Linked DNA regions of Homo sapiens: region 1 is linked to region 2. Evidence: chromatin loops called from intact Hi-C (ENCODE). Cell type or tissue: dorsolateral prefrontal cortex. All regions are shown on one strand. Each heading gives the region's core, and the rest is flanking DNA. Links, peaks and the distances in the headings are about the cores only. Region 1 holds the start of LOC124903555 (a long non-coding RNA gene). Region 2 overlaps IQGAP1 (IQ motif containing GTPase activating protein 1).

Region 1 (5,379 bases), core at 190-5,189, 110 kb before region 2:
GAAACAGTGAACTATGCCAAATGCCCCCAGAAAATAGAAAATAGTACCTGGAGTGTTCTGGGAAGGATGGAGGCTATAAGAGAAGGTACCATCTGCTCGGGCTCAGGAGGAAACAGGAGCCTTGATGGAGTGGGGCCCTATCCTGCAGGCCTGGGCTGGGCAGCTCAAATAAATACAGAATCTGGAATTAGGAAAACGGAGGCTCTCATGAGTTCTTAGTGATTTGGTGGGAAATGTCTTCTTTGCCAGGAGAGGCATTAGGATTGCAAGTTTCATCTTCTATGTATTCGTTTTCTTTGACAAGTCTCATTATCTTATTTCTTAATTTGACCTTAAATCAATAAAATAAAACAGATAATTTCCAAAGAGAGACATTTCTTCAACATTCACTATTAGGCTTAAGGTACATGAAGTACAGATGAGGCAAGACCACAGTAGGAGGTAGGAGAGGAAAAGGTGATAAATAGTAAGGCCCGTGACAGACAAAACCTGTCAGTATTTCTGTTGGCAAAGCCATTAGGGAGGAAACACCGAGCCTCAGAACCTACGGTTATCTGCCTTTCTCTTTTCTGCAGATTTGATGAATCTCTGTTCAGAAACGCTTAATTTCAGGAAGTAGAAGTTTACCATTTTTCTCAGTACACTGCCATCTTTAAACTCAGTATCTCTGATCTCATAGTACTGATAATACAAATTAGAATGCAGTGGTGTAATAGTCACGTAATCATCAAACGCTGGTGATTTCAATGTTGAGGTGTAAGTTAGCATTTTAACCTTCCTGATATTAACAACATGAAAATATAGTAAATTCCTGGAAATTTTTAATATAATTAGGTTGAGGCATCAAAAGTTGAAAGATGTGACCTCTGAGCTCTCTTAATTTTCACTCTCATCTAATTTAGTGGATATTTGAAAACCCAAGAGAACCACTCATGTTATACACTTATACTTAATGCAAGGAAAATCTAGAAGAAGTTTATTTGTTCTTTGGAAAACTTCAGAAAACTTCATTCAGGTGGCTTTAAACTACTCCACAACACTGACATGCCCTAAGTAACAACCTCGAGACAAAGGAAACACTCTTATTTATAAACTTGAATTTACCATTTACTCAAGAAACATTTCTGGCATCCCTGCCAGGTGCCAGCGTGCCAGCGGAAGGGCAGCACAGGTCACAGGGCTTTTAACAACCACATCAGCGCCTCCTCCATTGCTTCCTTAGTTAAGCTTAGTGAAGCCTTTGGCTCAAGGAAGATTTCCACATTAAAAAAGGAAGGCAGGGAGGAGGGATGATGAAAAAGATAAACAAAGAAGAGGTGGCTGCAATGGATGGAAACAAAAATTAAAGTTAAAAAAAAAAATCCCCACACTCACATGGATCTTTTCTTATCCCTCTGTGCACTCCTTTCCGCCCCTTTGCCTTCCGTCCTGATGTTCCCTGGGGTCCTGTGGCCTCGCAGCCTCAGGCCACACCTGCCTGCATTGCTCTGAGAGGCAAAGGATGCTCTCAGGATCCCTGGGCACCAGGCAGAGTGTGAGCAGGTGGAGGGGGTGGCGGGAGCCTCCGGGCACAGGAGCTTTAGGAGGCGCTTCCTAAGAGCCTCAGGGCCAGTGCCCGTCTTCCTGGTAGAGAGCCCCTGTCCTCCATGCTCGCCTTGGCCAATCGCATCCTTCCCTCGGCCCCACTGTCACCCACAGTCCAGTAACTCATAAATCGACACCTCCAGCTCCCAACAGTTCTTTTGTGAACTCCAAGTGCATACTTCCAACTGCCTACTCAAGTTCTCTGCCAAAAGTACCCAAGACAGCTCAAATTCTACCAAAAATCCAACCAATCACTGTCCCCTTAATCTGTTCCTCTTCTTATAGTCCATCTCATTTAGTGAGGCCACCGTCCACCAAGACACTCATGTTAGGATCTCAGAGTCATCCCAGTGTGTTCTCTCTCTCCCCAAGCCTCTGCAGTTCTGTGCAGGAAAATCTTCCTCCTCGAGTTACTGCCTCAATCCATCAACACAGGGACTGCTGTTCCTCTCAACCTGTGGAGTGTTAGAGGGAACAGTTCTTACTCTTCACCAAAGGAAGGGGAGCAGCTCTTCTTCTTCTGATAAGAGAGGACATCAGTTGGCCAGTTTACCAGTGGGTGGGGTTACTGAGCCACAGAAGCTGAAAACAAGACCCGCCCTGGCCCTTTCTTTGTGCTGCTTGACCTGCGGCTGGGTGAGCAGGCCCAGGGTTCCCTTCTCTTGGCTTCCCGTCCCTGTGCGGTCAGTGTACCTGGGCAGGGCTCAGGAACTGCCTTGTCGGGGCAGCCTGGAAGCCAGTCATTTCTCTCCTGCTCTGGAACTCTGTGTTCTGCCAGGGACACAGTTTGTGGGGCAGGCCTGAGACCTTCCATGTAGCTGGTGGGGTAAGTGGGCTCGGAGTCTGGTTAACAGAACCCACCTACCAAGACAAGTTTCAGGGTCAGATTTAATATATAAAACTGGCCACAATTTGGCTCCTTCCTGATTGCTCAGCCATGTGTTTATTGTCATTCTACTTCTTTTTGTCCCTTTACCTCTAACTATGTCCCACTAGAAGACATCTTAAAGTGAAACTGTAAGGGAGGATATGAGTGGCATCTTTTTGAGTCCTTGCATTTATAAGAACATCCTGTTTCCCTCAGCAAATGAGAGGCAAACAGGTTGCATGTGGTATTGTGAAGTCAGAATATTTCCCCCTTAAAATTCTAAAGACCAATGTTTCCTTGTCCTTCAAGATAAGACGGGTGTTAGGTAACAGTTGGATTTTGTGATCACTTAAGTTTTGAAATTCTGGGTTAAAGATAAGAAGTTTATTAACTGCAGGACTTTTCAGAGCCCTGATATATACGGTCAGGCTCCAAGAGGTGATACAGAGTATGGTGTTTCTCAAATGTAATAGGCCATGCATCTCAAAGAAACAGTGTCCTATAAACCAATGTCCTAACATTTTCATCTCATTATGATGAAAAGAATCAAAGCAAGGCCCAGCCCAGAGAGGAGAATCATTCCTAACTCTAGTAGGTCTTAGGCATCTCTTCACGACCCTTCACGCTGGTGAACTCTTGACTTCCTTTCAAGGAAGGCATTTCGTGTTTCCTTCTGAGCGTGTCATCCACAAGGCTGAGAAAATATTTTATTTGCTATAAATTTATGTTAATAGTTCAGAAGTTTAGCAATGGTGTTTGGGACACGGCACGTCTGCCAACCTTGATGAGTGAGAGTAAGAAGGGCTGCTACAGACTGCACATCTGCAGAAGGGCAGAAGAGCTTCTCTTCCAAGTGCCCGAGCCCAGGCCCCCAGCCAGGAGCAAGCCCTGGCAGTGCCTCTCCTCCGCCTGTGTGGGGCTAGGCCAGGGCCCAGCTGCAGCTGTGCCTTGGTCTTGTGTGGCCACCCATGCCAAGGGCAAAGCCCACTCCAGAAGGAATCTCCTGTGGCAGAGCTCTGCGTGCTGTGGCTGCCCACTCTGAGAGGAGGCCAGAGTATTTGTTAAACAATGTTCGTTTTATTTGAGATCACCCTATCATAGGAGTGAACCCTTAAAACCCTTGTCTAAGCCAGTGTGTCTTAAATAACACCCAAGCCAAGAAACAGCTATAATAATTCTGATTTTTTCCTTTTGTTCTAACAAAGATTCAAACTAGTGTTTTATACTTTCAAATGAAGAAACTTCATTTAAAAAGTCATAGACAAATGTTCAAGGCCACAATTTTAAGCAGATTATTTCACAACCAACAGAATGCAGGTCGTGAAAGCAAAGACGGAATCACAGCCCTCCTCCTCCAAGTGGAATAGATTAACACCAAAATAAAATCATCCCATTTCACGGACCCTTGATTCCTCAAAAGAGACTGGGCTAAAGAACTTTCTTTGCATCAACCGATGTCCAGTCCCAGGAACCCAATTTAGGAGCTTAGGAGACCACAGAGACATGGCTCATGATCAGTGAATCTGACTCATACTGTCTAATAACTTTAATTTCTCTGCATATTAACTTGGTTTTTGTTTCTCCTTCCTTTAGGAGTTGACTAGCTTTGCTTATGCTCTCAAGTTGATCCATACAGTGCCAGATTATACCCTATCATAAGAGATAGGGTCCCCTGAACACAAGAAGTCATCTCCCCTTCTGGGTAGGACTTTGCACCACATTCTCTTCCCTCTGCCTGGAACATACCTCCCAACTGCTTTACTCTCTTAAATCTCACTCATTACCATCTAAAACCATTTTCCTTTCTTATTGCCTGTTTGCTGTCATCTCCCACAGGACTGTGAACTCAAGAAAGCAGGAAGTATGCCTCCCTTATTCATCACTGGGTCCCCAGTGCTTAGAACAGTGCCTGGCACAGAGACGGGGCTCTGTAAAGATCTGCTGAATGAACACTTTATCCTCTTACTTCTTATCCTTCAAGCCTCAGATGTTCCCCCAGGATGCCTTCTTCGTTTCCCCAGACTAGTTCAAGCTGCACCTCCGACGTGCTCCCACAGCCCCTGAGCTGCCTCCCTGCAGACGCCATACCTGCCGTGGCTGCTTGTTTGCTGAGTAGCCTCTCCCACTGAACCCTGGGCAACTTGAGGTCAGGGACCATGCTGTTTACTGTTACAGTGAATTAAAATGTCTAAAACGGTGTCTGACCACTAGCACATACTTAACAAATAATTTTTATAAGTGAATAAACATTCTCCTCTTTTTTCTTCAATTCCCTTCTCTATTTTGGTTAGTAAAACTATATGCATGCTTATACATTTAGACCGTACTTCAAAAGTATCTGAGATAGCCACATATACATACACACACGTATATATAGCATAATGTTTAATCTAATATATAGAAATGAGAGCACTGACAGGAAAAAGAGGGAACTGAGAACTGAAAAAATATACATTGGTTTTTTTTTTTTTTTTTTGAGACGGAGTCTCGCTCTGTTGCCCAGGCTGGAGTGCAGTGGCGCGATCTCGGTTCACCGCAAGCTCCACCTCCCGGGTTCACACCATTCTCCTGCCTCAGCCTGGGACTATAGGTGCCCACCACCGAGCCTGGCTAATTTTTTGTAATTTTAGTAGAGACGGGGTTTCACCACGTTAGCCAGGATGGTCTCAATCTCCTGACCTCGTGATCTGCCCACCTCGGCCTCCCAAAGTGCTGGGATTACAGGCGTGAGCCACCATGCCCAGCCAAAAAAAATACATTGTTAAATCAATCAAAGAAACACTCCAAGTCTTTTGCCTGAATATTCTTGGCAATTTGGACAACGGTTTGATGTACCACTCCATCCTGACATGTACAAATTTGCTGATGAATTGCCTCCATTTCCTTTTGCCTTTTTCATTCAATGTCAAAGTTATCACACATTCCAG
Region 2 (5,379 bases), core at 110-5,109:
GCTTGAACCCAGTAGGTGGAGGTTGCAGTGAGCCAAGATTGCGCCATTGCACTCCAGCCTGAGTGACAGAGCAAGACTCCATCTCAAAAAAACAAAACAAAACAAACAAACACAAAAAACCCACAAAACACTGAAACTCAAAGTTCAATACCCAAAGTCATCAATGTACCCTACTGCCAGTTCAAATAAGTCACGTGCACGCTTTTACTTAATGTTTCCAGTGTATGACATGATTTAATTCAGAGAAAAGTATACCAAATCAATGTTATAATTATTGTAGGGGCACTCAACAAAGTCTTCAAGGTGCCATTATCCCCAGTGATGCCCTCAGAAATGACAGTAACCTGAAATTTCATTTACATTTTAACATATGCCCTTGTTCCTGTTTTACATGTCCATGTCCCCAGAGGGGAAAAAATGATTTGAAAAATCTGAAGAAACATGGAGCTCCAGCTTCCAAGGGAAAAATCCACTCCAAGGCTACACAGAGAAAGCTAGTATTCTAGATCATGTTAGAAAAATAACGCAGAGAGCTAGGGTAAAAAGAAAGAAGAGTAAAAGCACTATTTTATTAAGGCAATAGATAAATTTAGTGGGATTTTGATTCAGTAGGCCTGGGGCGGTGTCCAGGAAACTTCATTTTTAACTATCAGCCCATAGGATTCTGATGCAGGTGGCCTGGGAAGACCTTTTAGAAACTTAGCAGTAGATACTGTTAAGAATAACAAGCAAAAGGCCAGGCGTGGTGGCTCACGCCTGTAATCCCAGCACTTTTGGGGGCCGAGGTGGGCAGATCATGAGGTCAGGATATCGACACCATGCTGGCTAACACAGTGAAACCCCGTCTCTACCAAAAATTCAAAAAATTTAGCCAGGCACGGTGGCGGGTGCCTGTAGTCCCAGCTACTCGGGAGGCTGAGGCAGGAGAATGGTGTGAACCCAGGAGGTGGAGCTTGCAGTGAGCCGAGATCGCGCCACTGCACTCCAGCCTGGGCAACACAGTGAGACTCTGTCTCAAAAAATAAATAAATAAACAAAAAAGAATAACAAGCAAAAAAAGAGACATCAAGGAGATGCATTGTCAGTTAGATTACAGGAAGGTTAGACACCTGGCTACCAGAGATGATAAGCAGCAGCCAGGGATAATAATTAAGGACAATGAAATTAAGTAATTAAAGAAAAATACTTACAGTGTGGGTGTTGATGATTTCACCAATGGAAATGTAGATTACTGGTTTGGTGAGGGTTACTAAATCAGAGTACTCATCCACATTAAATTTATCCTGAAGCTCTGGGACATCACAAGCAGTTTGGAAAAACCGTCTGAAATAAGCACAGGAGGCAGCCCCCCAAAAAGGGACATACACATGAAGTTGGCAAGAGGACATTTCACAAACCTCTCACACAATGAGTGCAAACAGAAGCCAGTCAACAGTTACTTCAAGAGAAAGTGCTGTGTGTTTGCTGTGCTTGACAACCTTGGGATAGTGGTTCGAATAACTTCTTTCTCCACCTAGTTTGTAGTTTTAGTTTTACCCATAAGAACCATTGCACCATGACTTAAAAGTTTCCAGACACCATTAGGAGAACCAATTCTATCTCTAAGACAGTGCTCTGAAGCACTGAATTCAAAACTAGATGTTAATTTACAAAAATTAAAAGCATTCTCCAATTCTTCTCTGATTACAAGGTAACATGTACTAAATGCATAATCATCATTATTTTTATGTTAACTACTATCTATTTCATAAGTGTTAACTACTATCTATTTCATATGAAAATTCTCTTCAAAGTAAATGGATCATCTTCTGGAATCCTGGGCACATCAAACACGTCTTCTACATATGGCAGTCCGGGGAAAGTGAGAGGTGGTTTTTAATCTTATTTTTCCCCTCAACAATAAAAATACATCCACAGACTCTCTTAAGCACTTGTGCCTTTCCCCTTACCTGAATTTCTGGTAGGACTGGGAAAGATATTCATTAATGATGCTTAAGTGGGCATTATCTCCCAGAAACATCTTATTGGAAGCAGCATGCTGAAGCATTTTTGCAATGGAGCCCAGATTTCGGCGTTGGTCTGTGGTAAGCTGGCCTCCTGCTGACAGGTCAATGATGTCAAAGGCATCAGGAGCAACAATGGCTGGATTCATGTATCGATAATAAAGCAAGTTACCAATAATCTGGAACAGACGAAACAGAAAGATGGGTATTAAAAGACATACCACCAAGGAAGCTATAAATGACTTTGCTAGCAAAGAAAAGCAGAAAATGCAGTCCTATGAGGAAAAAATAAATAAAAAATACATATACACACGCATGCATGCACATATACACACTCTCTCTCATGGCCTGGAACTAAATGAAATATCCCTTTGTTCAATACAGGAAAACAATGAGAACAGAACTGAAAACTACTGCCAGTAGTTAATGAAAGAGCAGATTCAGAAGGTAAAAATGACACACTTAAAGTCTGTTATTAAGTATTTCAGGGCATCTTTTGTTCACATATCATGGTAGCAAATAAGGCTGCTGTCACCCACATGCACTTTGTACTTTCATGTAGATGGGCTTTCCTTATAAAAAGCTAACAAACATAGCTAAATTCCTTAACATGACCCAATCAGCATAGAGTAACCCCACCTCCCAACATTCTCATGCTGCAGACTTCAAAGGCCAAGTTCATGCCTCTGAAATTAAATTCACTTAACACACATCTCTTCCACAGAAGAATTCAGGGGCAGTCACAGCATTTCCCCTAGAGTTTCATTCAGAAGAAATAAAATTAATTCACCTGAACAGAAAGTCTAGAATCGAGGCCTCACTGTAGGAAAGCACAGAACTAGGAGAGAGAAGAAAAAAGCATTCAGATTAAAAAAAAAAAGAAAAGAGAAGAGCATAGCTGAGTAAGAAAGAGTTATCAGCAACAGCCTTAGCAGAAACAACTGTGCCTGCTACTATTCGCCAGGTCACCAGCAGAGGGAACAATACTACAGCGAAAAGATAGGACTCAAAGAAACTCATCTGAAAACAGGAAAAATCCATCTTTCTACTTGTTTGATGTTTGTGTGCCAAACTATAGGAAGTGTTTCATCCTAAGAGAGGTACCATTTACCAATTACAATTGCTTTCAAAAGCTCACAATCAATGGTAAGCTACTGCCAGAACCTACACTTAGGCAGTTAGTAATGATCTATGGTCAGCCCTGGTTTTATTGCTTTGTCCTCAAAGGGCAGGAGTCTGCCGGCTATGAGATTCTTACCTTCAGCAGCTCATCCTCACCAGCATCAGGGAACTTCTCATGCAACGAGTCCTTCAGCACTTTGGCAATGAAGCGCATCCCATAACTGCGGGATGGACAAAACTTAGTGAGAAGGGCCAAGGAGCAGAAAGGCACTTAGTGCTGGGTTCTACTGGGGGTCATGACAACTGATGGCACTCACGGGATTTTGTCCACAGAGCTGACAATGGCTGAGAGAAACTTGTCTGTCACAGCCCGCATGTTCCTGATGGAGCTGTCTAGCCGTGTCTTCACTTCTTCATGAGCTAGCGCCTGCTCAGGGGTCACATCATAGGGCAGTTTGCTGGGAAGACAGAAATTATACCCAACTATGTTAGACTAACAGCCAGGAACAGCCTGAAGCAAGTGTCTTATCTTTCATAAACTATAAGACCCAGAAATATTAGATAGCTTAAGCTCATCCTCACGGGGCTGGTAAGTGATAAGTCTAGAATCTGAACGCAGGTTTTTAACTGTGAATCAGGTGCCTGAATTGTGTGCCAGGCACAATAACAGGCACTTGGGAATAAAAGTTATACAAGACATGACACCTTCTCTTCAGTCTTTTACAGTCTGGTGGGAGCGACACACAAACAGATGATTATAAACCTATTGTGCTGTAAATCAGTTCACCAAAAGTGCCACAGGACCATAGGGAAAGGGCTTCAACTCAGAATGGAAAAAGCAAGGAAAGCTTCCAAAACGAAGGGATGCTTGAACTCAGGAAAAAAGGAGAGGAAGAGTCTTCTAGGAAGGAAGGGGAGACAGGAGAAATGACAGTGGAAAAGCAGACAGGGAGCAGGCCATGACAGACCCCGTATATGATACTGACAAATCTGGACTTTGTTAGAAACCAGAAGGAGGTCTTCAAGGATAGGAGTGCTATGCCAGGCACAGCAGCACATGCTAGCATTCCCAGCTACTAGGAAGGCTGAGGTGGGAGGACTGCTTGAGCAAGACCTTGTCTTAAAAAAAAAAAAAAAAAAAAAAAAAAGAGGCAGAGAGAGCTTTGGTACACACAGAAGGGGAAGAGAAGGCAATGTGACCACAAAGGCAGAGGCTGGAACCACACAGCCACAAGTTGAGGGATGTCAACAGTCACCACAAGCTCTAAGAGTCAAGAAACAGAGTTTCCACTAGAGCCTCTGCAGGGAGCGTGGCTCTTCCAGCACCTCGACTTCATGATAATGGTTTCAAATTTCTGGCCTCCACAATTGTGAGACCATGACTTTCGGTTGTTTTAAGCCACCCAATTTGAGGTGATTTGTTATGGCAGCCTTAGAAAATACAAGTAGAGGCCGGGTGTGGTGGCTCACGCCTGTCATCCTAGCACTTTGGGAGGCCGAGGCGGGTGGATCACCTGAGGTCAGGAGTTTGAGACCAGCCTGGCCAACATGGAGAAACCCCATCTTTACTATAAATACAAAAATTAGCCAGGCGTGTGGCGCATGCCTGTAATCCCAGCTATTCGGGAGGCTGAGGCAGCAGAATCGCTTGAACCAGGGAGGCAGAGGTTGCAGTGAGCTGAGATTACACCATTGCACTCCAGCCTGACCAACAGAACGAGACTCTGTCTCAACCACAACAACAAAAAGAAAAATACAAGTAGATAGGGATACCCCTCTTCATTTGTCATAGCATGGCTAAATTAAAATTGGTAGACTATGAACACAAAAATTCTGCAAAAATCAACAGAAACATTCTATGAGAAATAAATAAATACATGGAACTTAACAATAAAGAATATTGTATATTTTATTATTTATATGAGTTTTAAAAGTAGTAACCAGCAAGGGAATCAATATGCTAAAAAACGTTGGTGATAGAACAGAACATTAACTTTGAGATTTTAGGAAAGAACATTCCCAAGAGGTGACAAGATTCCAGTTTGCTACGTGTATGGTGGCTGAAGTAAAAGAAGAAAGCTAAGGGACCTGTGATGCTTACCTGCAGGACAGATCCCCACCACACCACCATCCCTCACAGTCACTGGTATCTTAAAAAGAGTTCAAATCAATTTCCTTTTTTTTTTTTTTTTTTTTTAAGATATGGGGTCTACATTGCCCAGGCAGTGCTCAAACTCCTGGGCTCAAGCGATCT

The links. Hi-C counts contacts between places; a loop is a spot of excess contacts. Peaks named below come from ENCODE experiments on the same cell type or tissue, not always from the same donor. Only the 100,000 strongest peaks of a DNase experiment are listed, where the experiment ranks them.
Region 1: it touches region 2 in a loop (4-fold over the local background); 6 of 110 quality-filtered maps call a loop at or near these places.

Annotation. Positions count from the first base shown.
Region 1 is chr15:90,595,110-90,600,488 of GRCh38, reverse strand. All of the region lies in intron 3 of CRTC3 (CREB regulated transcription coactivator 3), which reads right to left. It overlaps LOC124903555 (a long non-coding RNA gene), which reads left to right and starts at 4,511. Exons shown (of 2, transcript XR_007064758.1): 1 at 4,511-4,598. LOC124903554 (a long non-coding RNA gene) reads right to left here and starts at 1,462. Exons shown (of 2, transcript XR_007064756.1): 1 at 1,375-1,462; 2 at 1-181. RefSeq lists enhancers at 1,998-2,292, 4,460-4,529. In dorsolateral prefrontal cortex, for the core only: CTCF peaks have their summits at 2,132 and 3,192; DNase peaks (open chromatin) are centred at 2,168 and 3,368; H3K27ac peaks cover 4,267 bases.
Region 2 is chr15:90,480,164-90,485,542 of GRCh38, reverse strand. It overlaps IQGAP1 (IQ motif containing GTPase activating protein 1), which reads right to left. Exons shown (of 38, transcript NM_003870.4): 27 at 3,443-3,583; 28 at 3,262-3,346; 29 at 1,950-2,182; 30 at 1,191-1,323. Among named protein-coding and RNA genes, the nearest start is that of CRTC3, 47 kb to the left of the region's middle. In dorsolateral prefrontal cortex, for the core only: CTCF peaks have their summits at 2,766 and 2,966 (motif pointing right); a DNase peak (open chromatin) is centred at 2,962; H3K27ac peaks cover 4,563 bases.